Regions from separate parts of the Homo sapiens genome. Here region 1 is linked to region 2. A link is a loop called in an ENCODE intact Hi-C map of the cell type or tissue named here. Cell type or tissue: gastrocnemius medialis. All regions are shown on one strand. Each heading gives the region's core, and the rest is flanking DNA. Links, peaks and the distances in the headings are about the cores only. Region 1 overlaps LSM11 (LSM11, U7 small nuclear RNA associated). Region 2 has its middle 140 kb from the start of CLINT1.

What was found. Peaks named below come from ENCODE experiments on the same cell type or tissue, not always from the same donor. Only the 100,000 strongest peaks of a DNase experiment are listed, where the experiment ranks them.
Region 1: a loop joins it to region 2, with 11 times the contacts of the local background. A loop is called at or near these places in 29 of 110 quality-filtered maps.

Annotation. Positions count from the first base shown.
Region 1 is chr5:157,758,006-157,766,341 of GRCh38, reverse strand. It overlaps LSM11 (LSM11, U7 small nuclear RNA associated), which reads right to left. Exons shown (of 4, transcript NM_173491.4): 4 at 5,633-8,336. Among named protein-coding and RNA genes, the nearest start is that of LSM11, 18 kb to the right of the region's middle. RefSeq lists a silencer at 4,209-4,258. In gastrocnemius medialis, for the core only: a CTCF peak has its summit at 4,184 (motif pointing left); no DNase peak of the experiment used is centred there.
Region 2 is chr5:157,991,315-157,999,650 of GRCh38, reverse strand. No RefSeq gene overlaps it. Among named protein-coding and RNA genes, the nearest start is that of CLINT1, 140 kb to the right of the region's middle. In gastrocnemius medialis, for the core only: a CTCF peak has its summit at 4,558 (motif pointing right); a DNase peak (open chromatin) is centred at 4,550.

The sequences.
Region 1 (8,336 bases), core at 228-8,227, 230 kb after region 2:
TGGGATAATAACAGGAGTGGCTGCAGTGGGAATAACAAGATAGAGGAGACGCAAGAAGGAAAGTGGAGTGATTCACCTTCTGGCCTTTCTACTCCCCAGACCACTTTGTGTTTCTTGCCAAATGTTGTCTTATGGAATATTCGAGCCCAGATCTTTATAGGAGGCAAAGCTCCTGGCAGGGTTCATCTCTGGGCCTGGGGTGGGGAGGGGAGGACCCTTGGGACCTCACATTCACCGAGACCTCATATGCAGACTGTGGCTCGGCTCCAAATGAGGCTGCACACCAGTCACATACGCAGAGAGGACTGAACGCTGTCCATTGTTCCAGTTGGATTTTAAAAATATACCAGAACTTTTACAACTCTGCTCTGACATGTCTTCATTTTTTAATGTATTGGAAATCTGAAATAATGGAAGTGGCTAGGCTGTCTCTCAACCTCGTGTCTGTGTTTTCATGTTTATTCATCTTCCAGGGCACATTTTCATAACGGGATTGGATGTAACATGCCCAGTTAATTAGGGAATACATTTTTATTACCAACGCCACTCTTGGTTATATCTTGATCTCCATAAGGAACTGGCCGACCAGGGGAGATGAGCGTGAACTGGCTTATGACTGAAGGAGAACAGAGGTGTTGTGCAGTCAACATCTGCTTTGCATGTTTGTGCTTTATCACAAAACAGATGATAATGATAGGACGTGTAAGAAGCACCATGTTAATGATAGTGCCAGTGGAGGGTGTGAACAAAAGTCACGACTGTTGAGCAAAAGCTAGAGGTAAATTAAACCCTGGATTTGTTCAGAGTTTAGTTTTTATAGGTACACATCTATGGCTAGTAGAAAGGTTCTTGGTATTGAAATTGCTTTAAGAATAATAATTTCATTGCTTCAAGTGTGAAACTCCCCAGTCACTGATCCCAGCTCTTCCCACTAAAGCAGGTGTTTTATAATATTGTTTTTGTGGATGGTACCGTTTTATTGCCAGTGTGGATATTATGTAACATATGCAGATTATATACATGCAACATTTATTAACACGCAGTGCATTGATCACCGTGGCCTAGAAACTGTTTGCAAATGGCACAAAGACATTTTAATGTCAATAGTTACGTATTTATTTTAACGTGGACTTTCATGTAGGGCAAGATTCCCAATTTTCCATTGGTGGTAGTGACGTACAGCTTCCTTGTAAGTGAGGCAGCAGCCTTACATGTGTGGCACTGGTTACTCTGAAAAGTGAGTCACTGTTTAAATTGGTAACTTTTTAAAAGTGAGTCAATTTATAGAATTTATTGAACAATCTTGAATAAATAAAAATGTACTGGTCTGCTTAGGATAAGGCAAAAATCATGAAGGTGCTCTGTCAATGACCAAGTTTTGGACACAATGGGCTACGTAATAAGAAGATGTAGGCTTTGTGTTGGGTTTGTGATAGTGATGATAGCTACACTGAGCCATCCTAGTGACCAGTGCCACATGTGTAAGGCTGCTGCTGCCTGATGCCCCAGGAGCGCGCCTTCCACGTGACACTAATTGGCCCACACAGGAGAGAAACCATGACCTTGTCCTCATTAGCCACATGCTCAGACCAGCTGAGCTAGCTCACTCTGGGTCACTGGGGTCCCATGTAGGAAATTACCATTCCAGTGCCCTGTGGCCCCCTCGTAACCCCAACTAATGAATGTCCCGTGGAGCCTAATGTCATTCCTGGGGGAACACACAGCTCTCCCAGCAGTGGAGAAGCTGATAGCATTCTGAAGTTTTAACCCGGGGAGAGCCAATTGAGGAAGCATGGAGAACTCAGGAAGCCTAGAAGCAATCTTTCAAACACCTGCGTGCTGGGAAAAAAGGAGGAAAACATCCAACTCTGTCCATCTGTTTGCCGGGTCTGGTCTCAGGACACAGAATGGAAGCACAGGGAAGTTAAGAAAGCCGTTGAGCATGGCACAGCATGTTCATCGAGCATAAATGATATTAGGGGATTGCTGTATGGCCTGAGCACTTGACACCAGCAAACCTATGAAGCAGGTGGCATTATCGCTATATTAGGGATCAGGAGTTTCCTGAGGTAATAAGAGAAGGAGCTGGGGATCCTCCCAGGATTGCCATCCTATGGAAATTAATACAAGTTGAAGGGCAATTTTACAAGCTGGACAGACAGCTTGCCAAATGCCTCCTTTAGCTCTAAGGAGAAAGATACAGTCCTTCAAGTAATAATTTTTTTTTTCTGTAGCTTAGGCACTTCCATAGTTTAGCCATGAGAAGAGTTTCTTTAATTAGACGATTTTCTAGTCAAGGCTGGGACAAAGCATCCTTCCCAAGTGTTGGGGAAGATTGGAAAGGGATGGTGAACTTTCTCAATGTATACTGAAGAGCTGGGGAGACCACCAGTCACTCCATCTTCTTTTCAACAAGATTATGGGATCAATACCCCTTCCAGGACCAAACTAACTAGTGGGCAAAGGCCTCCTAGCACTCACTTGGCAGCCACTCTTCCTAGGGCCACAGCTGGCCTGCTGCCCCTGGGGGTGCTCCCCACCCTGGTTCTCTCTAGAAGCCAGGAAGCCCTGGGTGCATGTGCCCACTCCCAGCCAAAGAGTAGCGTGAATTAGAAGGGACTAGACACTTGTAGTAAACCACCACACTGCATTTTATTTTATTTTCCGAGACAGAGTCTTGATCTGTCACCCAGGCTGGAGTGCAGTGGGATGATCTCGGCTCACTGCAACCTCTGCCTCCCAGGTTCAAGCAATTCTCCTGCCTCAGCCTCCCGAGTAGCTGGGATTACAGGCACGCACCACCACACCTGGCATTTTTTTTTTTTTTTTTTTTTTTGGTATTTTTTTTAGTAGAGACAGGATTTCACCATGTTGGCCAGGCTGGTCTTGAACTCCTGACTTTGTGATCTGATTGCCTTGGCCTCTCAAAGTGCTGGGATTACAGGCGTGAGCCACCGCACCCAGCCATGCTGCATTTTAATTCAGCTTTCTGATTTCTGATTAGTTTAGGGAGATGGCTCAGCTTACTCTCAAATTTTTCTGGTTAATGTCTGAGAAACTTAATATTTTAAAGGTGAAATTGGCTGGCAATAAACTTAAGAGTCAGTGAGACCTAGATAGACCCCTCAATTCACTATTTATTAGTAGAGAGATTTTAGCAACTTACATAACCTCTCTGAGCTTTAGTTTCCTCACATATATCAAGGGGATAGAGTCTTCCTCTCATGGTGGTATCTGAACAAGGTAATGCATGTAATATGCTTAATGCAGGGATGAAATGTTATAAACGGACCGTGTCTCTTATTGCATGATCTGTTTTCTGCCTCTTCACACAGCGTGACTAAGTGAAATGTGGTGCAAGTTGCCAAGGATCAAAATGGCTCTTTATTATAACCTTATTTTTAAACATTTGAAGACCAGTATCTACTATTATCTCACATACTGTTATTCCTCTACACCACAGGAATAGGCTGCTGAAAAATTATGCTTGAGGTAGGGAGGGAAAGGCTTTTTGAAGGTCTTGGTGTGATGTGCGAGGAGCCTGACTAGCACTGCCCACCCCCCACTTCTGCCCGCCAGTATCTCAACCTAAAACAGGTTTTCCTCTGTTTATTAGAAAGTTCCCTCTGGCTCGAGCATATTTGCTCACGATCTTGGAGTGGAGGCTCAATTCTGGCCATAGAATCATAAGAGAGCTGCAACCTCTCTCACAAATGGGCTTTCAGGCAACATTGGGTAGAACTGAATTGTTTCAAAGTGAGACAGTTGCTAAGAAACAAGGGCTTTAAGAGAGGCTTCCCAGGGCAATCCCTTGGCAGCAGGTGGGAAGAGGCTGGATGGAGTTGACAGTTTCTGAGATGGAGTCTCAGGATGGAAGAGTAGTGAGAGACCCCTTAAACAGCAGACACTGAGAAATCCCGCTTTGCCACTCTTCCCCAAGCACATTCACTACCTGAACGCCATCAGTCAGGCTTCCCGAGCTTCGAATTAGGTAAATTCAATATTGAAAAGAAACGTTTATATTGCCACTTGGGTTGATTATAGCTTGTTTTTCCTTAATTAACTCAGTCCTGACTGGTGAGCATTTAACGATAAATTGTAGCAGTGACTGGAGACTAGAGACTCCGGTCCTTCTGGGACCTCTAGGTAAGCAGTTTTCTTTAACCCACTGCCACCTAGTGGTAACTGAGCAGACTGAAAAACTCTTCATCTATAACCAAGGAGAGAACGGTTGGCATTTTTTTCTGCTTGCCACTCCTATCTTGGAAGCACAGGGAGAGTGATCGATGTGTCTCTTTCCACTGGCCTCCACTCCCTGCCAACATTTAACTGTCACTGTACATTTACAGTGTCAAGCTAGCTGACTCTTTTGCCATTACTTTGATTAATTAGGACATTCTCATTTAATCAGAAGTATCTGAGATTCAAAACAAACAGGCAAGGACCAGACATACAGCACACGGGTCTTGCCTCCCTTTCTACTGCAGCAGTTAGCAACTTGGTGTGTGTCAGCTGGGCTCAAGTTAATGGATCCTTTAAAGTGAGAAACTGGGTCTTGACAGTTAACTTCAGGTTTCCCCCTCTAAGAATAAATGTGACTTTTCTTGTCTACCTTACCAGGTGATTCAGTTCTGGAAGCACACAGAAGAGATCCAAGTAATCAATGTGGCAAATCTGGGACAGCTAAACTTCCTGTACATGCACAGTGGAAAGCTGGTAGAAAATTTAAATATTTTTGGAAGAATGTGAAGATTGATTTGCCAAATGTGGTAAAACACTCAGAGGGAGCAGAATGAATGGTGATTTCAGCAGATCATGAACAGAATGGACTAGTGCCAGTGAGCTATTAGGTAGAATAAATTCACAGGGCAATTACCACTGCTTGCAGCTTAGAGGAGATAATTCAGAATGTGGGCCAAGTTCCTTTCCTAAGCATGAACTTCAAGTAAACTTGGAAGAAAAAAGCCACCTCAAGAGTGGTGTTTTATTTTTATTTTACTTATTTTTATTTTTTGAGATGGAGCCTCGCTCTATCGCCCAGGCTGGAGTGCAGTGGTGCAATCTCAGCTCACTGCAACCTTCGCCTCCTGGGTTCAAGTGATTCTCCTGCCTCAGCCTCCCGAGTAGCTGGGACTACAGGTGCCTGCCACCATGCCCAGCTATTTTTGTTTCCTTTTTTTAGACTGAGTGTTGCTCTGTGGCCCAACCTGGGGTGCAGTGGCATGATCTCAGCTCACTGCAGCCTCTGCCTCCCGGGTTCAGGTGATTCTCCTGCCTCGGCCTACCGAGCAGCTGGGATTACAGGTGCCCGCCACCACACCTGGCTAATTTTTGTATTTTTAGTAGAGACAGGGTTTCACCATGTTGGCCAGGCTGTTCTCGAACTCCCAATCTCAGGTGATCCACCCGCCTCGGACTCCCAAAGTGCCACGATTATAGGCGTGATCCACTGCGCCCGGCAAGAGTGGTGACTTAGATGTGTGGACTTTGGTAAAGAAAAGGTACAAGGTTACAATAATGTAAATGCAGAAGGCTTGAGATGGTCTAACTTTCTAGACAGGTGTCTTCACTTGGTAACAGACTCCCCTGCCTCCTCTCTCCCACCCCCCTAAATCAACAGAGACAAAGCAGCCAGGATATGAATACAGTTTATTACAGTTTTCAGACTCCCATTACGACACATATCTAAAGCTGAACATTGCAAACTGACCTTACTAGCAGCAATTCTCCCTAGACAGGAAGGGTTTCAGTTAATTTAGCAATTAGGAGTAAAGACAAACTTACAAGTCATGGTTTTTCTTGTAGCAGCTGGTATATGAGCAGTGAAACTATAGATACGTAGAGTCATTCAGGTTTAGCCTTGTCTAAAAAAACATTAATAAGTTATGGTGCAGAGGAGTATCCCCAGGGTTGCCAAAGAGAAGGCTGATGTCTTTAGATGTCAGTATGAAACAAGCAAATCACTTTCAAGACATGGCTTACTATTTGCTTTACTGTCAGGACAACAGAAAAAGAAGTGGACAGCTACCCTAGATTCTAGCTCACACATAATTCAGCCAGATAATCATCATTTAAATAATACCCCTTGAAATTTTTCAGACTTTTCACAGCTCTAAAAACACAACATCAGACATAACATCACACATTTGTTCCAAAGGACTAAAAATCAAAAGCAATTGCAAAGTATTGGGAATCACTTTTATGGCTTTCCTAAGGGACAGTCCCCATCTTTCCAAGGAGTGTTTTTAAAGAAGCACTAACTCTGGTAGGTTATCAAACTATTTTTTATTCTAAATAAATAAAAGACTAACTGAAGGTCTCAGGTGCACACTTATTTTTCCCCGCAGATCTTCAAACCATCCAGAACTATTTCTTGTCAGAGAGCTTTCATTTTTATTAGAGCAGTGCAAGATAACGTACAAACATTTGAAAAACACTCAAAATACTGAGAGTAAAGGAGGCCCAACCCTTCCTCAGGGCCCAGAAAACTGACAGGAACCCCAAAGGCTTATCTTAAATCCATCAACTCAATTTGCCAGAAAGTGCTGACAGACCACCCACCTTTGCAACACAGGGCTCAGGATTCTTGCATTTACAACCACTAAGAAAAGCCTTCTGGGAGAAGAAAAGCACAGACTGGTGAACATAAGTTACTGAAAAAGGGTTGACTGCATTCTATATCTGGCACAGGAAAAGAAAAATTCAAACAGCTGTGAAACCATTATATTTACACCACGATACTCTTACATGAACCTTGACTTTCCTACAGCAACAGTTTCATTCACAAAAAATACATAAAAGATTGGAAAGCTTTGGGGTAGCACCAGTGACAGCTAGCTGTCATTGAATAGTTTTAATTTTTTCCTAGAGGCAAAATTTAGAGAAAACTTAAAGAAGCAATTTATAGAAATGATTCTATTTCATGATTTTGCCTTTGTCAGCTGCTATGGAAATGGTGCAAGCAGAAATATAAATATCCATTCTGCATCAAGTAAGTTTCTATTTCTTTTTTCTCAAAGGGTAGAAATGGTACATCTCAATTTTTGTAAGGCTTCTGAGGATTAAGGGCAGCTCATCGCTCAGGACTTGACAATCTCTAAAGGAGCTCCTGGACTCTTTCACCACAAGGATAGATGGAGCCACTCCTATCCACAACTCATAGCAAGGATCTCTATGCATCTAGATTTTAATGCCAACGGTTTCTTGGCTTCCTGACTTGACATGCACCATGCACAAAGAGCAAGGTACTGACTGGTCTAAAGCCACTCTCCCCGGACACTGCTAACTCTAGCTAACCATCTCACAGACATCCTGCCTCTGATCATAAGATGGTCCCTGGAAGGAAGCATAAACACTTCCCAAATACTAGAACAGACAGCCCAAAGTGCAAGTTCTACTAATGGGAGAGTAAATGAATCACCTCTGTGTACAGAGAATGGCACAGGAAATTGTTATGAGTATAAAACCATATCTCCCCTTTCTTAATCACTTGTTATTATCTAACAAAGGTAGATACTTTTGAGAAGACCTCACCAACTACATAAGTATGTCCTATAAATTGTCTTGAAAACATATTCCCATGTTTAAAGATTACTTTGAAGAACCAAAGTTGAATGTTCAAAAATAAAAACTATTCTTACCAAGTTTCCCAAGCCCAAATCCCTGGAGAATTCTAGAAACCAGTTTTGTTGGTTTCTAGTATTTCAGTATTCAGTATTTCAGCTGCATCGAGCCCCCCTCAGGTGAGCTAGTGGGAGTTCCCCGACTCTATCATTATGTTCCTCATTTTCTTTCCTTCTCCTGAGGAAGTCTTCAGTTATTTCCATAGCAACTTGTGATAATGTCCTAAATGATCACATTTTTTGAATAGCACATATATTATTGGGACCTACTTTTTCTTTCTTTTAAACAATATCTTCGATAATAAAGAAAAGGGGACCGGGCGGGATAGCTCACGCCTGTAATCCCAGCACTTTGGGAGGCTGAGGCAGGTGGATCACCCAAGGTCAGGAGTTCAAGACCAGCCTGGCTAACACGGTAAAACCCCTTCTCTACTAAAAATACAAAAAATGAGTCAGCCATGGTGGCTGACCCAGCTACTCAGGAGGCTAAGGCAGGAGAATCGCTTGAACCTGGGAGGCAGAAGTTGCAGGGAGCTGAGATCGCGCCACTGCACTGCCTAGGCAACAAGAGAGAAATTGTCTCAAAAAAAAGAGAGAAAGAAAAGGGAGTAATCTTTAAAAATGAACTTCTGTTAAAAAGTAATTATCATGCTTTATACAAAACAGCACATTTACTAATTTACTAGATAGAATTCATTCCAGAACCACTGTCCA
Region 2 (8,336 bases), core at 99-8,098:
CTGGGGACAGACACAACGTCCTGGACCAGTAGCATTCTGGCCAGGAAGACCTAACCTGAACATAGCCAAGAGAAAACTTAAGATAAACCCAAGTTGAAGAACATTCTGTAAGATAAATAGCCTTTATTCTTCCAAAATGTCAATGTCATCAAAGGCAAAGAAAGGCTAAAGAACAGTTCCAATGAAAGGAGACCAACAAGACATGACAGCCAAATGTTATGCATGATCTTGGACTAGATCCTGGACTAGGCGTTAAAAAAATATTATAAGGGACATTATTGGGACAATTGACAAAACTGGAATACGGACCATAGATGTTAAGTATTGCTATCAATTAACTTTCCTCCATTTAGTTACTACGGCTATGTAAGAAAATATCTTTGTTCTCAGGAAACGGACATTGAAGTATGAAGTAAAGCTGCCTTAGCCACGCAGCCTACTGTCAGATGACCCAAAAATTAATGATTTTATATATATATATACACATATACACACAAGTATATACACATACAGATATATATATACATATATAGAGCAAATCAGAGAGAGAGAATTATAAAGCATATATGGCAAGAGGTTAAAAATTAGTGAATTTGGATAAAGGGCATTTGGTATTTTCTTTTAAGATGGAGTCTCCCTCTGTCACCCAGGCTGGAGTGCAGTAGTGAGATCTTGGCTCACTGCAACCTCCACCTCCTAGACTCAAGTGATTCTCCTGCCTCAGCCTCCCAAGTAACTGGGATTACAGGTGTCCACCACCACACCCAGCTAATTTTTTGTATTTTTAGTGGAGACGGGGTTTCACCATGTTGTCCAGGCTGGTCTCGAACTCCTGACCTCAGGTGATCCACCCGCCTAGGCCTCCCAAAGTGCTGGGATTACACGTGTGAGCCACCACGCCCAGCTGGGTATTTTCTTTCTTTTTTTTTTTTTTTTTTTTTTTTTTTTTTGAGACAGAGTTTTGCTCTCATTGCCCAGGCTAGAGTGCAGTGGCACAACCTCAGATCACTGCAACCTCCGCCTTCCGGTTTCGGCCTCCCAAAGTGCTGGAATTACAGGCGTGAGCCACCACACCCGGCCCAGCTGGGTATTTTCTATACTAGTAATACTCCTGCAAGTATGAAGCTATTTCAAAGTAAATAATTCCAAAAAATCTATAGAGAGGAAAAAGTACTGGAAGTAGAGATGAAACAAGATGAGTCATCAAATTATTATTGAATCTGAGTGACTGGCACATGTGGTTGTAGTGAGTGCTAAAAACTAAACACTCACACTGTGGTTGCATCATGGAAGCCGTGCCTGCAATCTGAGCCTGGATAGCAAGGCCGCCACAAAGGAACCCAAGTCAGTAGTCCCCTTGCTGGTCCTCTCCTTTCTGGGCCTCTCAGGTGCTGTAGACAGTAAAGTTCATTGTTTCACTCAAAACAGGGGTTCGTTAAACTCTCCTGCCTACTTTTGTATGTAAAACATGAGTCATGAAGCACTGTATTAGTCTGTTCTCACACTGCCATGACGAAATATCTGAGACCGGGTAATTTATAAAGGAAGAAGGTTTGATTGACTCACAGTTCCACATTGCTGGGGAAGCCTCGGGAAACTTACAGTCATGGCGGAGGGCAAAGGAGAAGCTGGAACCTTCCTCACTGGGCGGCAGGACAGAGTGAATGCAAGCAGGGGAAACGCCAGACGCTTATAAAACCATCAGATCTCCTAAGAACTCACTCACTATCACGAGAACAGCATAGGGGAACCGCCCCCAAGATTCAATTACCTCCACCTGCTCCCAACCTTGACAGGTGGAGATTATGGGGATTACAATTCAAGATGAGATTTCGGTAGGGACACAAAGCCTAACCATGTCAACTGCCATAAATAAAATGATTGTTTTGTAAAATGTGGATGTGCTCATATGTGTGTTAGTGACATGTATGTGCACATGTCTGGGTATATGCATATGATCACGTGCGTGATTGTATATGTGTGCACTTGTGTGTATGTGAGCAAGAGTGCACATCTGTACAAAAGAATATTTACCAAAGGGTTCGAAGTGCCTTTTTCTCAGCAAGGTGGGGTCGGATAGTGGTGAAGAGCACAGGTTTTAGAGTCAGATTGCCTGAGTTCGAATTCAAGCTCTTACAAATCTTAGGTGGAGCTGGACTTTCATCTTAGGAAATTTACTCAACCCCTTTGTGCCTCAACTTCCCCACCTGTAAAATATGAATGATAGTAGAAACTACTTCCTTGGGGTATTAGTAAAGTATGAATGTGTTTAGAACAGTGTTTTGTGCTGTTTTCACTATTATTTTTAGAATGTAACGTCGTGGATAATTTTAATGTCTTCTTTACCCCTTTCATTATTGTCTGAACTTTTTTTTACCGTGACTTTATAATCTGAAAACAAGAGCTTTTTAAAAAATTTTAGCAAACTAGGGAAAGATGAAGGAAGAAAGGAAGGGAGAAGGGAAAGAAAAGATTTGTTCTCTTGGGCTAATTTCATTTCCTCTACAGCTGAACTGTATGCCTTCATTGGATCATTTTAATTGCTATTATTTGAAGAAGACTTGAGGAGATATTTTTCCCAGAACATGAACATTTCTTTATAATGCAAATAGTTTTTCCGTAATTTCCCCGAATTATAGGAAATTCGGGGATCGGAAATTTCTTTTTTTTCTCTTAAGATGGAGTCTCACTCTGTCCCCCAGGCTGGAGTGCAGTGGCGTGATCTCGACTCACTGCAACCTCTACCTCCTGGGTTCAAGCAATTCTTCTCCCTCAGCCTCCTGAATAGCTGGGATTATAGGCGCACACCACCACACCCAGCTAATTTTTGTATCTTTAGTAGAGACGGGGTTTTACCATGTTGGCCAGGCTGGTCTTTAACTCCTGACCTCAAGTGATCTGCCCGCCTTGGCCTCCCGAAGTGCTGAGATTACAGGCGTGAGCCACCATGCCCAGCCATGATTGGAAATTTCTTAAAAGCAGGGTGATCACGACTGCACATCAAGACAATGGTAATATTTTTTCTTTTCCTATTTTTTATTTTGATAATTTTTAAATACATAGAAATTGAAAGAATAGTACAATGAATACCTCTATAGCCACCACTTAATTTCAATAATGGTTAACATTTTGCTGTATTTGTACTCTGTCTCTTAACACACATATACATATACATGAAGTAAAGAGGCCTTAGCCATGCAGCCTACTGTCAGATGGTCCAAAAATTAACGATTTTATGTCTACATGCACATATATCTGTAAACACATACAGATATATATACACAAACATTGCACATGAGGGAGCATGATAAGATTTTTAAAAATAGTGAATTTAAACAAAGAGTATTTGGGTATTCTCCAAACTATACTTGCAATTTTTTTGCAAGCTTGAAATTACTTCAAAGTAAATAATTCCAAAATAAGTCTATAGAGACAGGAAGGTAGTAGGAGTAGAAATGAAACAAGATGGCTCATCAGATCATTATTGAATCTGAGTGATGGGTGCATGGGGTTGTAGTGAGTGCTAAAAGCTCTTAAACTTTCACATTGTGGTTGTGTCATTGATATACACATACAGATAATACTTTTTTTTCCTGAACCAACTAAGTTGCGGCAGATATCATCCAACTTTGCCCATAAACCCTTCAGCATGACTAGCTAAAGAATAAGCACATTCCCCTAGATGGCTACAATAGTATTAGAGAATGTAAGTTACCTTCTCACATCAGTAAACATTGCCATGCAACTATTTATTCATTCCACAAGTATTTATTGAAGACTTACTCAACTAGACAGTGAGCTAGACTGATGAGCAAAACAAATATGGTTTCTGCCTTTATGGAATGAGAGAGACCAACATTTAGAAACAGAAAAACAGATCACTATATAGTGACAAATGTGGATTCTGCCATAGAGTGCCATTGTGTATCTACCTCAAACTTACTTTTGATCAGTACCACTACTAATAGTGATGGCTAGCACTGATTGACATAGCAATTAGGAGATTTCCAGTTGCAAGCAACAGAAACCTAACTGAAACCAGCTTAAGAGAAAAAGTTATTTATTGGCTCAGTCTAAGCCCAAACCGAAGCAGGAGCTTAAATGATGGTTCCCATCACATCTCCAGACCCCACCTTCCTCCTCAGTATTGATTTAAATTCTCAGGAAGCCTCCCTTCGTGTGGCCAAAGAGATGGAGACTGGCAGTCCAAGTATAAAAGGACATTATAACTCCAAATCCCAGGTAAAAAGATGCTCTGTCTCCTAAGGTCCCTGTACCAATGCTTAGGGAAGACCTGACTTGCCCAGACTGGGTCATGTGCCCTTTCTGAGCCAATCCCTGAGGCCAAGAGGTGTTGGATGGTCAAAAGTCATTGGGCCATCCCATGGCAGTGTCTGAAATCCTGTCCCTCCAAAGGTCCTGAAAATCTGAAGAGGACCTGAGGTGCTGGAGGCCTTCATAATACATCGCATACTCCCAGCCAAATGGAAGAAGGAGGCAAGGACTTCCACATTCCCACTTGGTCTATGTCTTAACAGGCCGATTCCACCAGAGGTCAGGGCAGAGCACGACATGGAACGGCCCTGGGGCTGGCTCTTCAACTCCAAATCAGCAGCTCTCACCAGCGGTCCCTGAAAACACCAGGAGCTGCAAGCCGCCAGAAAGAAAACCTGGGTGCAGCACGGAACTGCTGTCTGCTTCAGAACTGGCTCTCAAAAGGCACAGGTCTAAACAGGCAGGATGAGGAAAGTGATTTTGAAAACACTGTATTTTGTAGCTGCAAATCGTACAAAGTGGGCCCCCGAATCGTACAAAGTTATATACAAAATGTACCAACACAGAAGCCACCAGAAAAACAGGATTCTCATCTCTGCTTCCACCTGTCTCTCTACATGGACCTTCTACCACCCTTCTGCCTGCTCATTCAGACTCAACCGCACTGATTGCCTTTCTGCTCCTGGAACATGTCCAGCTTATTCCCACCTCGGAGCCTTTGCACTTGCAGTATCCCCTGCGTGGAAAGTCCTCTTTCTACACCTCTACCTATCGGGCTCCTTTCTCCCAATGTTAGCGCCCCACCTAAAGTAATGCCCCACCCAGTAGGACTAACACATCACCCTGTTTATTTCCTTCATATCATTTATCACCCTCTTAGATTTCCCACAACCCACAACAAAGCACAACAAACTCAGAGACTTGGTTTTGTGGTTTCCCCAGCCCCTAGAACTGTGCCTCCTCAGAGAGTTTAATAAGGGCTCAGTAAACATTTGTTGAATGAACAAACAAATGAATAACCCCCAATTTTCCACATCTAAAATGCGATGGTTAGATTATATGATGTTAATAATGGCTAATATGTACTGAATGTGTATTGCGGGTTGGGCACATTGTTGAGGGCTGTGGGTAGCACTGTAGATTATTTACTTTATATTATTTCAGCCATAACAAGACCTCAAATATTCTCAGGACCTCAAACATTTAAAGTGATGTTTCTGATGCCAAAATTCCTCTCTTAGCAATTTATTTCTTTGGCTTAATTTGGAATCTTTCAAAATACCTTTTATTGCAAGAACAGGAATCATAAAGTCATCTCTCATCCCAAGTGAGTTAGAAGTTTATAACAATAGATGACACATTTCTCTTTGTTAAAGTATTCCAGCCAATAATTAAAGAAGGGATGATAGATTTATTAATTTGCCTTTTTTTTTTTTTTTTTTTTTTTTTTTTTGGAGATGGAGTCTTGCTCTGTCGCCCAGGCTAGAGTGCAGTGGCACGATCTCGGTTCACTGCAAGCTCTGCCTCTTGGGGTCAAGCAATTCTCCTGCCTCAACCTCCCAAGTAGCTGGGACTACAGGCGCATGCCTCCATGCCCAGCTAATTTTTGTATTCTTAGTAGAGATAGGGTTTCACCGTGTTGCCCAGGCTGGTCTCAAACTCCTGACCTCAGGCAATCTGCCCGCCTCGGCCTCCCAAAGTGCTAGGATTACAGGCATGAGCCACAGCACCTGGCCTTATTTTGCTATTTGTATTAGTCAGGGTTCTCCAGAGAAACAAAGCAAATAGGATATATGTAGATCTATAGAAAGAGATTTATTATGAGGGATTAGCTCACATGATTATGAAGGCTGAGAAGTTCTATAAATTGCCATCTGCAAACTGGAGGCCCAGGGAAGCAAGCAGTATAGTTCTAGTTCAAGCCTGAAGGCCTGGGAGCCAGAAAGCCAATGGTATAAGCTCCAGTCTGAGTGCCAAGGTCCAAAAACAGGAAGTAGGAGATCTGATGGTGAAAATCCCTGCCTGAGTTTAAAGGCTTAAGAACAAGGAGCTCCAATGTCGCAGAGCAAGAGCACTGGATGTCCCAAATCAAGCAGATAGATTGAATTCACAATTCCCCTGCCTTTTTGTTCTATTCAGGCCCTCACCGGATAGGATATTGCCCACCCACATGAGGGAGGGGGATCTTCTTTACTCAGTGCTATGGTCTGAATGTGACAACCCCTCCAAAATCCAGGGGTTGTCAAGGTAATAGTATTAAAAGACGGGCCTCTAACAGGTGATTACACCACGAGGGCTGCTCTCATGTGAAAGAAATAAAGGCCCTTATGAAAAAAGGCTTTTTATGGCATTTGTCTAGGTCTTTAGCTTGCTCGTTAGCTTTTTTGCCATGCAAGGACACAGCATTCCACCTGTCTAGAGGACGCAGCCTCACCAAACATCCTCAACTGCCAGAGCCTTGGTCTTCAACTTTCCATCCTCCAGAACTATGAGAAATAAATGTCTGTTCTTTATAAATTACCCAGTCTCAGGTATTTTGGCCAGGTGCGACAGCCTCTGCCTGGGATTACATCCCAGCACTTTGGGAGGCCAAGGTGGGAGGATTGCTTGAGCCCTGGAGTTCGAGACCAGCCTGGGCAATGTAATGAGACCCCCCCCTGCCGCCATCTCTATTAAAAAAAAAAAAAAAATAGGCCAGGTGCGGTGGCTCACACCTGTAATCCCAGCACTTTGGGAGGCCAAGGCAGGCAATCCCTTGAGGTCAGGAGTTCAAGACCAGCCTGGCCAACATGGTGAAACCCCATCTCTACTAAAAATACAAAAATTAGTCCAGCATGGTGGCACGCAACTGTAATCCCAGCTACTTGGGAGGCTGAGGCAGGAGAATCACTTGAACCAGGGAGGTGAGGCGTAGGTTGTGGTGAGCTCAGATCGCACCATTGCACTCCAGCTTGAGCAACAAGAGCAAAACTCTCTCTCAAAAACAAATAAATAAATAAATAAATACAAAAATAAAAATAAAAAATTACCCAGTCTCAGGTATTTTGTTGTAGCAGCACAAACAGACTAAAACACTCAATCTACTAGTTCAAATGCTAATCTCTTCCAGAAATGCTCACACAGATACATGCAGAAATAATATGTACCAGCTATTGGGGCATCCCTTAGCCCAGTCAAGGTGGCACCTAAAATTAACCATCATGTTACCGATCATGATTTAATAGATCTAGGAAATTAGAATGAAAGTCTGCTAACATCACAAGAAGAGAGCTCATCAGACATCATGTGGCTCCTAATAAAAGAGCAGAACACCACCTGTGAAGAAGTCTTACCAAAATAAATTCACATCTAAATCTGATCAAACCTCAAGATTCAACCATCAATGTACAGAAAATACAGAGAAACTGGTTAATCTATACCACGAATACAATCAGCAAACTGCAAAGAGGAGGATGCTGACAATCTGGATTTCTCAAAGATAGATTATAAAGGAGATTAGAGTGAAAACTGATAGATTTTTAAAGCCTTTTAAAGGACATAATCAATCACAATATATGGACCTTATTTGGTTCCTGTTCGAATAGACAATCTGAAAAACAAAAAATTTCAAAATGACCAGGCGCAGTGGCTCACACCTGTAATCCCAGCACTTTGGGAGGCCGAGGCAGGTGGATCACCTGAGGCCAGGAGTTCGAGACCAGCCTGGCCAACATGGTGAAACCCCATCTCTACTAAAAAATACACACCTGTAGTCCCAGCTACTCAGGAGACTGAGGTGGAAGGATTGCTTGAACCCGAGAGGCGGAGGTTGCAGTGAGCCGAGATCACACCACTGCACTCCAGCCTGGGTGACAGAATGAGACCCTATCTCAAAAATAAATAAATAAATAAACAAAAACAAAATTTTTAATAAAACAAAATTTTTTTAATTCAAAATATGTGGGACAATTAAAATTTTTAACACTGAAAAGATGTTAATATTGAGGAATTATTGTTTTTAGAATGATATTTTAGTTATTTTTGTTTACACAGGGTCCTTTTATTATAGATACAAACTAAAA